2 separate regions of the Homo sapiens genome follow, and region 2 is linked to region 1. Evidence: chromatin loops called from intact Hi-C (ENCODE). Cell type or tissue: IMR-90. All regions are shown on one strand. Each heading gives the region's core, and the rest is flanking DNA. Links, peaks and the distances in the headings are about the cores only. Region 1 overlaps RHEB (Ras homolog, mTORC1 binding). Region 2 overlaps PRKAG2 (protein kinase AMP-activated non-catalytic subunit gamma 2).

What was found. A loop is a pair of places that touch in the nucleus more often than their neighbours do. Peaks named below come from ENCODE experiments on the same cell type or tissue, not always from the same donor. Only the 100,000 strongest peaks of a DNase experiment are listed, where the experiment ranks them.
Region 2: it touches region 1 in a loop (2.6-fold over the local background); 22 of 110 quality-filtered maps call a loop at or near these places.

Annotation. Positions count from the first base shown.
Region 1 is chr7:151,500,712-151,506,096 of GRCh38, forward strand. All of the region lies in intron 1 of RHEB (Ras homolog, mTORC1 binding), which reads right to left. It also overlaps the pseudogene ETF1P2. Among named protein-coding and RNA genes, the nearest start is that of RHEB, 16 kb to the right of the region's middle. In IMR-90, for the core only: no CTCF peak of the experiment used is centred there; a DNase peak (open chromatin) is centred at 3,340; H3K27ac peaks cover 526 bases.
Region 2 is chr7:151,617,842-151,623,226 of GRCh38, forward strand. The region is part of intron 5 of PRKAG2 (protein kinase AMP-activated non-catalytic subunit gamma 2); the gene reads right to left. Among named protein-coding and RNA genes, the nearest start is that of RHEB, 100 kb to the left of the region's middle. In IMR-90, for the core only: a CTCF peak has its summit at 2,310; no DNase peak of the experiment used is centred there.

The DNA of each region.
Region 1 (5,385 bases), core at 330-5,329:
GAAGCTTGGTTTGTATCCTATAAAAATGTATAGGATCCAAAATAGATCATATTGCTTGAGCCCAGGATTTAAGACCTGCCTGGGTCACATAACGAAATCTCATCTCTATAGAAAATCAAAAAATGAGCCAGGTGTGGTGGTGTGCTCTTGTGGTACCAGCTACTGGGGAGGATGAGGTGGAAGGATCATTTGAGCCTGGGAGGTTGAGGCTGCAGCAAGCTGTGATTCTGCCACTGCATACCAGCCTGGGTGACGGAACAAGACGCTGTCTCCAAAATCAAAAAAATCATAGACCTAAATGTAAAAACTATCAAACTTCTAGAAGAAGCATTGGAAAAAAATCTTTGCAACCTGGAGTTGGGTGAAGATTCTGAGGTATAAAATCCAAAGTACAATCCATAAAAGAAAAAAATAACATCTTGGACTTCATCAAAATTAAAAACTGTACTAAGAGCCTTGTTAAGGGAATGAAAAGACAGGCCACAGACTGGGAGAAAATATGTGCAAAGGACCCATATCCAGAATATGTTTCACTCTCATAACTCAACAACAAGAAACAATCCAATTAAGAAAGTGAGCAAAAGATCTGAACACTTTAACAAAGAAAATATTCAAATGGCAAAGCACATTAAAGATGCTTTTAACATCATTATCCATTAGGGAAATGTAAATTAAAAATTACAATGAGATGCTACACACCTAATTAAAATGGCTAAAATAAAAAATATTGGCCATCCCAGTGCTTGCTAGGACGTGGAGCAACCTATACACTCACCCATTGCCTGTGGGAATGCAAAATGGTGCAGTCAATTTGGCAAGTTCAGCAGCTTCTGAAAAGCTTAACCTACACTTACCATATGACCCAGCAATCTCATTCCTAAGTATTTATGGAAGACAAACGAAAATTTATGGTCAACACAAAAACCTGTATTTGCATGTTTATACTGGTTTTACTCATAATTGCCCCAAAGTGGAAACAAACCAAATGTCCTAAATTATGTTAAACCCATCCCGCAGCCTTGTGCTCCGCCCCTGGCGGAGGAAGTGACATCACGGGCCCCATGTGAGCGCACTGCAACACATGCAGTTGCCTGGTCAGAAAGAGCCGGTGTCCTACCAGCCGCTGCTGCCCAGAACTGGGCCCTTAGGGAAGAGGAGGCAAGAAGATGGTGGACGACCCCAGTGCTGTGGACAGGAACGTGGAGTTCTGGAAGATCAAGAAGCTCATTAAGAGCTTGGAGGCGGGCTGGGCGCCGTGGCTCACGCCTGTAATCCCAGCACTTTGAGGCCGAGGCGGGCAGATCACCTGAGGTCAGGAGTTCAAGACCTGCCTGGCCAATATGGTGAAACCCTGTCTCTACTAAAAATACAAAAATTAGCTGGGTGTGGTGGCACATGCCTGTAGTCCCAGCTACTTGGGAGGCTGAGGCAGAAGAATCTTGTGAACCCGGGAGGCTTATGTGGCAGTGAGGCAAGATCACGCCACTGTACTCCAGCCTGGGCGACAGAGCTGTCTCAAAAAAAAAAAAAAAAAAAGGAGCTTGGAGGCAGCCTGCAGCAATGGCACTAGCATGATATCACTGATCATTCCTCCCAAAGACCAGATTTCACCAGTGGCAAAAATGTTATCAGATGAGTTTGGAACTGCATCTAACATTAAGGCAGGAGTAAACCGCCATCCAGTCCTGGGAGCCATTACATCTATACAACAAAGGCTCAAACTTTATAACAAAGTACCTCCAGATGGTCTGGTTGTTTACTGTGGAACAACTGTAACAGAAGAAGGAAAGGAAAAGAAAGTCAACGTTGACTTTGAATCTTTCAAACCAATTAATACGTCATTGTATTGTGTGACAACAAATTCCATAAAGGGGCTCTTACAGCACTACTTTCAGATGACAGCAAGTTTGGATTCATTGTAATAGATGGTAGTGGTGCACTTTTTGGCACACTCCAAGGAAACACAAGAGAAGTCCTGCACAAATTCACTGTGGATCTCCCAAAGAAACACAGTAGAGGCGTTTTGCCCGTTTAAAAATGGAAAAGCGACATAACTATGTTCAGAAAGTAGCAGAGACTGCTGTGCAGCTATTTCTGGGGACAAAGTGAATGTGGCTGGTCTAGTTTTAGCTGGATCTGCTGACTTTGAACTAAGTCAATCTGATATGTTTGATCAGAGGTTACAATCGAAAGTTTTAAAATTAGTTGATATATCCTATGGTGGTGAAAATGGATTCAATCAAGCTACTGAGTTATCTACTGAAGTCCTCTCCGAAGTGAAATTCATTCAAGAAAAGAAATCAATAGAACGATACTTTGATGAAATCACCCAGGACACGCGAAAGTACTGTTTTGGCGTTGAAGATACACTAAAGACTTTGGAAAAGGGAGCTGTAGAAATTCTAATGGTCTATGAAAATCTGGATATAATGAGATATGTTCTTTATTGCCAAGGCACAGAAAAGGAGAAAATTCTCTAACTCCAAAGCAAGAAAAGGATAAATCTCATTTCACAGACAAAGAGACCGGACAGGAACATGAGCTTATCGAGAGCATGCCCCTGTTGGAATGGTTTGCTAACAACTATAAAAAATTTGGAGCTATGTTGGAAATGATCACAGATAAAATGCAAGACGGGTCTCGGTTTGTGAAAGGATTTGGTGGAATTGGAGGTATCCTGCAGTACCGAGTAGATTTCCAGGGAATGGAATACCAAGGAGGAGACAATGAATTTTTTGACCTTGATGACTAGACATGAGTCTGGCAAAACGTGCCTCACCCTCCAGCATCCAACCCAAGAAGCATACCCATGGTGGAATTCTAACAGATCCCTGCCTTACAACTGAAACACTTCCAGAACTTTATCCATGAGTACTGGTTATTGAAAAGATAACTGAAACAAAACCAGACCCAACCCCACACTTTGTTTTGTCATGGTGTCAGCGCAGCAGCCTACAACTAAGTTCCTAAATGCCACTTTGGACTAATTTAAACAAGAATCCCAGTTTTTACTTTTACTCGATGGTGAAATTCGTTGCTCTTGTATTTTATGAAAAAAAAAAAAATTTTTTTAAGCCTTCATATACAGAAGTAAAAATATTTTAACTGCTGTAAACCTTCAAAAGTTAATAGAAGTGAGATCATACTGGTTTTTTTCTTATTTTGATTGGAGAAAAATTAAATTGCTGCATTTCGCAGTGATCCATTTACATGGCATTCCCAGCTTAGACTGCATAAGAAATAGATGTGGTGAAATGTTGGAACCATTTCTCTCTTGGTCTGTTTAATGTTGAAAGGGTGAGCTAATAGGAGGCAATTTCAACTTCACTCCCTCAAGCTACCCTGTCTCCCTCCAGACTGGCAGTTTCAAGGATGCAAACTGCATTGCAAAATCAAACTGACTCATGAAGCATTTGGGCCAGTGCACTGTTTACTTCCATCTGTTTGCTGACACATTTGTGCCCAGCGTTTGGGAGCCCTTTGTATCAACGTTCTGACAAGTGTCCCTATAACCTTAACCTACTCGAAACCAGTTTGGGTTGGATATGATGGGGCTTCTGTGCTATTGCTGGGATTGGGGGAAATAAAACATGCAATTTAAGTGGGGGGAAAAAATCCACCCAAAGGGATACAGGCATCCCTTGGTATACAAGGGGGACTGGTTCCAGGATGCTTGAGGATAGCAAAATCCGAGTGTGATGAAGCCCTGCTTTTCACCCTGCAGAATCTGCATATATGAAAAGTCGGCCCTCCATACATGTGGGCTTTGCATCCAAGGAATACTGTATTTTCCATTTGCATTTGGTTGAGGAAAAAAAAATTCCTGCCTATAAGTGGGCCCACACAGTTCCAACTGTGTTGATTAAGGGTCAACTGTCCTATTAAGCAATACAAAGGAATTAAATACTGGTATATGTACACATGAATAAATCTCAAATGTGTTGTGCTAAGTAGCCAGACGCAAAAAGCTGCATAATATATGGTTCCATTTATTGGGCATCCTGATAAAGACAAAACTATAGGATAAAAACCACAAAGGGGTAGGGGGCTAACTAGAAACAGGCACAGGGCGCTTTTTGGGTTGATGGATTGTTCTACAGCCTGATTCTGGATGTAGATGACTGCAGACTTGCCAAAACCTGTTGAATGCTACCTCAAAAAAAAAAAAGAAATTTTCTCAAAGTTTTAAATGTTATTTTTCCTTTCTTTTTACAGGTGTGGGACCTCAAGTTTTTTAAAAAATCTTCACCCTTACCTCATACATAAAAACTAACTAGAAATGGATCAGAGACCTAAACATAAAAGCTAAAACTACAAAACTTCTAGAATATGAAAAAAAAAACCCAAAAAACAAAACTTTCTCAAGTCCAACAGAGCTTAAAAGTGAAAACAAAAAAAAAAACAACTTTATGATCTTCAGGTAGACAGATTCCTGACACGATACAAAATAAACAAAACAAAAAAAAAAACGAAAAAGTGAACCGAGTTTCATCAAACTTACAAACTTCTTCTGTTCTCTGAAACACAGGAACAACAAAAAAGTCACACTAGGAGAAAATATTCATTAAATACACATCTGAAAAAGGACTTTTATTCAGAATATATAATTCAGTAAGAAGAATCTGATAATCTAGGCAAAAGACTTGAACAGACACTTCACAAACCAAGATATCCAAATTTCCAGTAGGTATATGAAAAGATGTCCACCATTCTTAGTGGGAAATTTCAAATAAAACCACAACCTACCATCTGAGAATAGCTAGAAAGTTAGAAAGGCCGCCAATACCAAGTATCAGGGAGGATGGGCAGGCAGCAACCAAAGCTCTCATGTGCTGCTAGTGGAGGCATAAAATGGTCAAAATGTTTTGGAAAAACAGTTTGGTAGTTTCTCCTAAAGTATACACTTAACATATATGTGACTCAGCAATATCACACCTAGGTATTTACCAAAGAGAAATGACTGTGTGTCCACGAAGACATTTACTCAAAATGCTCATAATAGCTTTATTCTTAATAGTTAAATACTGGGATAACCCAAATATCCACCAATGGGTGATCAGATAAACAAATTAAGGTATATCCATTCAACAGAATACCACTTTGCAATAAAAAGAAATTATACATGCAACACCATGGATGAATCTCAAAAACATTATGCTAACTGACATACAAAAATGAGTATATATTGTATGATTCGATGTATGTGAAATTTTAGGGTAAGAAAAACTAACCCAGAGTGATGGAGAGCAGATCAGTGCTTCCCGGGGAGCTGGGGTAGGGCGTGAGGGACATGAGAGAACTTGTGGGGATGACGGAATGTTTCATATTTTGATAAAGGCAGAGGTTACATAGGTGCATAAATCTGTCAAAACTCATCCAACTCTA
Region 2 (5,385 bases), core at 177-5,176, 120 kb after region 1:
TAATTCCACAAAAAATTATCAGTGTTAAAATGTATCTTTTATACTTTATTCTGCATTTAGAAATACAAGTTTACTATATTTATATAGTGTTTTCTCTTTTTAGAAAACTGTTAAAAAATATCTGAGTAAGAAATAAGCAAAGAAGAGGAATGTGACAGTCAAAAGTATATGGAAGAGAAAAAATTAAACTCATAAGTTGGCTGGGTGCGGTGGCTCATGGCTGTAATCCTAGTACTTTGAGAGGCAAAGATGGGAGAATCGCTTGAGCTCAGGAGTTCAAGACCAGCCTAGGCAACACAGTAAAACCTCATCTCTATTTAAAAAAATAAGGTCGGGCGTGGTGGCTCATGCCTGTAATTCCAACACTTTGGGAGGCCGAGGCAGGCAGATCACTTGAGGTCAGGAGTTCGAGATCAGCCTGGCCAACATGGCGAAACCCCATCTCTACTAAAAGTACAAAAATTAGCCGGGCATGGTGGTGGGTGCCTGTAATCCCAGCTACTCAGGAGCCTGAGGCAGGAGAATCGCTTGAACCGAGGAGGCGGAGGCTGCAGTCAGCCGAGATCATGCCACTGCACTCTAGCCTGGGCAATAAGAGCAAGACTCCGTCTCAAAATAAAATAAAATAAAATAAAATAGGCCGGGTGTGGTGGTGGCTCATGCCTGTAATCCCAGCACTTTGGGAGGCCGAAGCAGGTGGGTCATTTGAGGTCGGGAGTTTGAAACCAGCCTGGTCAACATGGTGAAACCCCGTCTCTACTAAAAATACAAAAATCAGCCAGGCATGGTGGTGGGCACCTGTAATCCCAGCTACTTGGGAGGCTGAGGCAGGAGAATTGCTTGAACCTAGGAGGCGGGGTTTGCAGTGAGCTGAGATCGCACCATTGCACTCTAGCCTGGACGACAGAGAGAGATTCCGTCTCAAAAAATAAAATAAAATAAAAACCCCTAAGTTTTTCTAAAGTGCCTAGAAACATGAACAGAAACAAAGGCAAATCTTAAACATAATTTTACAGGATTTACAATTATAAGGTGGCAGAATAAATGAAGTCTGTTACTTTTTTTCCCCTTTCCATGCTTTTTGCATTTGGTTTTGTGTGTGGGGGCAAATGTGTACACGGGCGAGAAAATGCACACACTCTTCTAAATAAGGGGGCAGTAAAAGAGTTATTAGGAAAGAAGAAAAAGCACAGGCAGGATCAAGGCAGAGTTTGCCCAATTAGTTCAAAGTGAGTTGCAATCGATGCCTAAGGAAAGTCACGGACAAAGCAATGACCTTGAAATTGTATGTGGCTCCTGTCAGAATTTTAAAATGGTTTTGCATAGAATTCTAGGAACTATTAATACATAATTAAAGCATCTACCACAGCCAATGATTCCTTTCTCAGGGAAGAAAACCCAGTGATGAAGCTGGAGAACGGTGATGGCCAAGGAGAGCTCACAGGGATGAAGCAGCAAGCACCAGCCAGGCCAGAAGAGTGAGACCCACCTTGGCAGGTACAGTGGAGCATCCATAATCCAAAAACGTAAAATCCCAAATGCTCCAAAATGCAAAACTTTCCGAGTGCCAACACAATGCCATAAGTTACCCTGAACACATCGGTTTTTCACTGTATTTATCAGTAGCATAGAAATACAGAGTCAGGAACGATGGTGATGCCAGACTGTCCACAAGGGTGGCTGAGACAGTGGCACCTTTGCTTTCTGATGGTTCAATCTGTACAAACTTTGTTTCATGCACAAAGTTATTAAAAAATTGTATAAAATAACTTCAGACTATGTATATAAGGTATATATGAAACATGAATTTCGTGTTTAAAATTGAGTCCTCATCCCCAAGATATCTCATTATGTATATGCAAATATTCCAAAATCTGAAAAAAATCAGAAAACCGGCTAGACGCGGTGGCTCATGCCTGTGAAATCCTAGCACTTTGGAGGGGCCGAGGTGGGAGGATCACCTGAGGTCAGGAGTTCAAGACCAGCCTGGCCAACATGGCGAAACCCCATCTCTACTAAAAATACAAAAATTAGCTGGGCATGGTGGCGCATGCCTGTAATCCCAGCTACTCGGGAGGCTGAGGCAGGAGAATCACTTGAATCCAGGAGGCAGAGGTTGCAGTGAGCCGAGATCGCGCCACTGTACTCTAGCCTGGGTGACAGAGCGAGACTCCGTCTCAAAAATAAAAAATAAAAATAAAAATAAAAATAAATAAATAAATCAGAAAACCTAAACATTTCCAGTTCCACGCATTTGGGAGACTCAACCTGCACCAGGAATTATACAGCTGCTGCCCCCGCTGGCTGTCATGAGGTATACTTTTAGCTACTTAAAGAAGTTTCCTCATATCCCTGGTTTATTAACGATTTTTAAAAAGGAACATATGTTGAATTTTATTAATTGCTATTTCAGTATCTACTGAGATGACTACCAGTTTCTCTCCTTTATCAACAACATTAATTCCTTAGGCAATTTCTTCTTTTTCTTTCTCTCTCTCATTCTTTCTTTCTTTCTTTAGAGATAGGATCACATTATGTTGCCCAGACTGGCCTCAAACTCCTGGGCTCAAGAGATCCTCCTACCATGGCCTCCCAAGAAGCTGGGACTAGATTTCTCAATAGATGGCTTTGTTTTTTTGTTTTGTTTTTTTTTTGAGATAAGGTCTCACTCTGTTGCCCAGGCTAGAGTGCAGTGGCATGATCACTGCTCACTGCAACCTCAAATGGCCAGGCTCAAGCAATCCTCCTGTCTCAGCCTCCTGAGTGGCTGGGACTACAGGCATCCGCTACCATACCTGGCTAATTTTTTTTATTGTTTGTAGAGATGGGAGTCTCGCTATGTTGTCCAGGCTGGTCTTGAACTCCTGGCTTCAAGTGATCCTTCCACCTTGGCCTCCCAAAGTGTTGGGATTACAGGTGTTAGCCACCACATCCAGCTCCTTAATAGATTAAAAAAATTTTTTTTTAATTAAAAAAATTAAAGATGGGGTTTTGTCATGTTGCCCAGGTTGGTCTCGAACTCCTGGGCTCAAGTGATTCACCCACCTTGGCTTCCCAAAGGCCTGGGATTACCCGATCCACCCATCTTGACTTCCCAAAGGGCTGGGATTACCTGAGCCGCCCACCTTGGCCTCCCAAAGGCCTGGGATTACCGGCAAGAGCTACCTTGCCCAGCCTAGATTTCTTAATCAACAGAAGAATACTTGCATTTCTAAGATAAACCTTACTTGACCACAATATATTCGGCTTTTAATCCTGCATAGCTAGTGTTTGTTTAGGAGCTTTGGCCACATTTTAAATGTAAGACTGATCGCTTGTTTTCTTCTTTGTGTGCTATCTTCCTCTGGCTTTGATTTCAAGATCAAGCTAGCCTTACGGAAGGAGCTGGGAAGTGCTCCATATTTTCCTATGTTCTAAAATAATTTAAATAAGGCATTAACTGTTCCTGAAAAGTTTTACAGAATTCATCCATAAACAGGCTGAATAGAATGGTATGCTCTTCTGTAGCAGAAGAGGAATAAGACCTTTCATTATCTTATTTAAAAAATAGCTTTGTTGGGGCTGGGTGCAATAGCTCACGCCTGTAATCTCAGCACTTCGGGAGGCTGATGTGGAAGGATGGCTTGAGCCTAGGAGTTGCAGACCAACCTGGGTGACAGAGTGAGACCCTGTCACAAAACAAAACAAAACAAAACAAAAAACCAACAAAAATAGTTTGAGATATAATTCACATTCACAGGTTCGCCAATTTAAAGTGTACCATCTCTGTTGCCCAGGCTGGAGTGCAGTGGTGTGATCCTGGCTCTCTGCCACCTCCACCTCCCAGGCTCAAGCAATCCTCCTATCTCAGCCTCCCAAGTAGTTGGGACCACAGGCGTGCACCACCACACCCGGATAGTTTTTGTATTTTTTTTGTTGAGATGGGGTTTCGCCATGGTGCCCAGGCTGGTCTTGAACTGCTGGGCTCAAGGGATCCTCCCACTTCAGTCTCCCGAAGTGCTGGGATTACAGGCGTGAACCACCATGCCCGGCCGGTGTGCTTTGATCAACGTTACTTTTAAAGATCTCTGCATTTATAGTTAAGAAGCTTCTCTTCTTTCTAAAGCTTTGCATTTTCTCCCATTTTTTCCTGAACAGACTTGACAAAGGTTTATCCACTTTACTGACTTATCCAAGAACTAAGTTTTTGTTTTTATTAAGCATGACTACCTTTGTAGTTGATTTCACTGATCTATGTCATTTCAGTAGACTTTAGGAGGGAAGAGAGGTAAGTGAATATATTCAGCAAACCGCTGAGTCACAAGAGTGGCAGAGCAATTTGGTGAATTCATTCTGATGAATTCAAGATGGGCACTTCATCCAAGTCCCCGCAAGTGTCCTGAAGTTTGAGACTCTGACAAAAGGCTATCCTAACTCACAATGAAACACTGGAGTTTCGCAGAGATTACACATACGTCCATAAATGTGTGCACCTCTTTGGGGTTTTGCAATATAATGGATCTTTCTGTTGTGCGTCCTCTGACAGTTTCTACTATGGCGTGCCATTGTTTTTACACTGTGTGACAGCACTGACAAGAATTACTACTGCAAATCAAAACACAAAAAAACCATTGGCAGAGCCATTACAATAAGTCACCAATAGAAGATGTCAGGTAGCAAGCCAGTGTTCACCAATGGGGACTACTCAAGGTACTCCCAGTTCAAATGGGAGGCAATGGAGAAGACAGAAGCATCTAGACCAACCCTAGGTCAGAATTGTTACTGCCTTTCTTGTGAGCTTGAACAAATTGATACCCTTGAGCCTGAATTTCTTCATTTGTAAAATGGTGACACACCATCTTTCCTGAGAGCATTTCTCAGGAACAGGGATAAGCACAAACATCCAATCGCAAAAGCTGCCAACTATATGTGGCATACATACCTGTGTCCACATGGGGCAAAGTCTGACAGTGCAGAAGAACAGAATCGCTGGAATCACTTTAAATTTTTGCTCGGTTTCTTCTTGTCTTCCTAGTCATCATCGCAGTTACTGCTGATGGAGACTGTACTACATCCCAGGCCCTCTAATGCAGCGGTCCCCATACTACATCCCAGGCCCTCTAATGCAGTGGTCCCCAACCTTTTTGGGAGGGACCAGTTTCATGGAAGACAATTTTTCCATGGATGGGGGAGCAGGGGGATGGTTTCAGCATGAAATTGTTCCACCTCAGATCATTTGGCATGAGTTAGAGTCTCATAAGGAAGGCTGGGCACGGTGGCTCACGCCTGTAATCCCAGCACTTTGGGAGGCTGAGGCAGGCAGATCACGAGGTCAGGAGTTTGAGACCAGCCTGGCCAACATGGTAAAACCCCGTCTCTACAAAAATACAAAAATTGGTTGGGCAT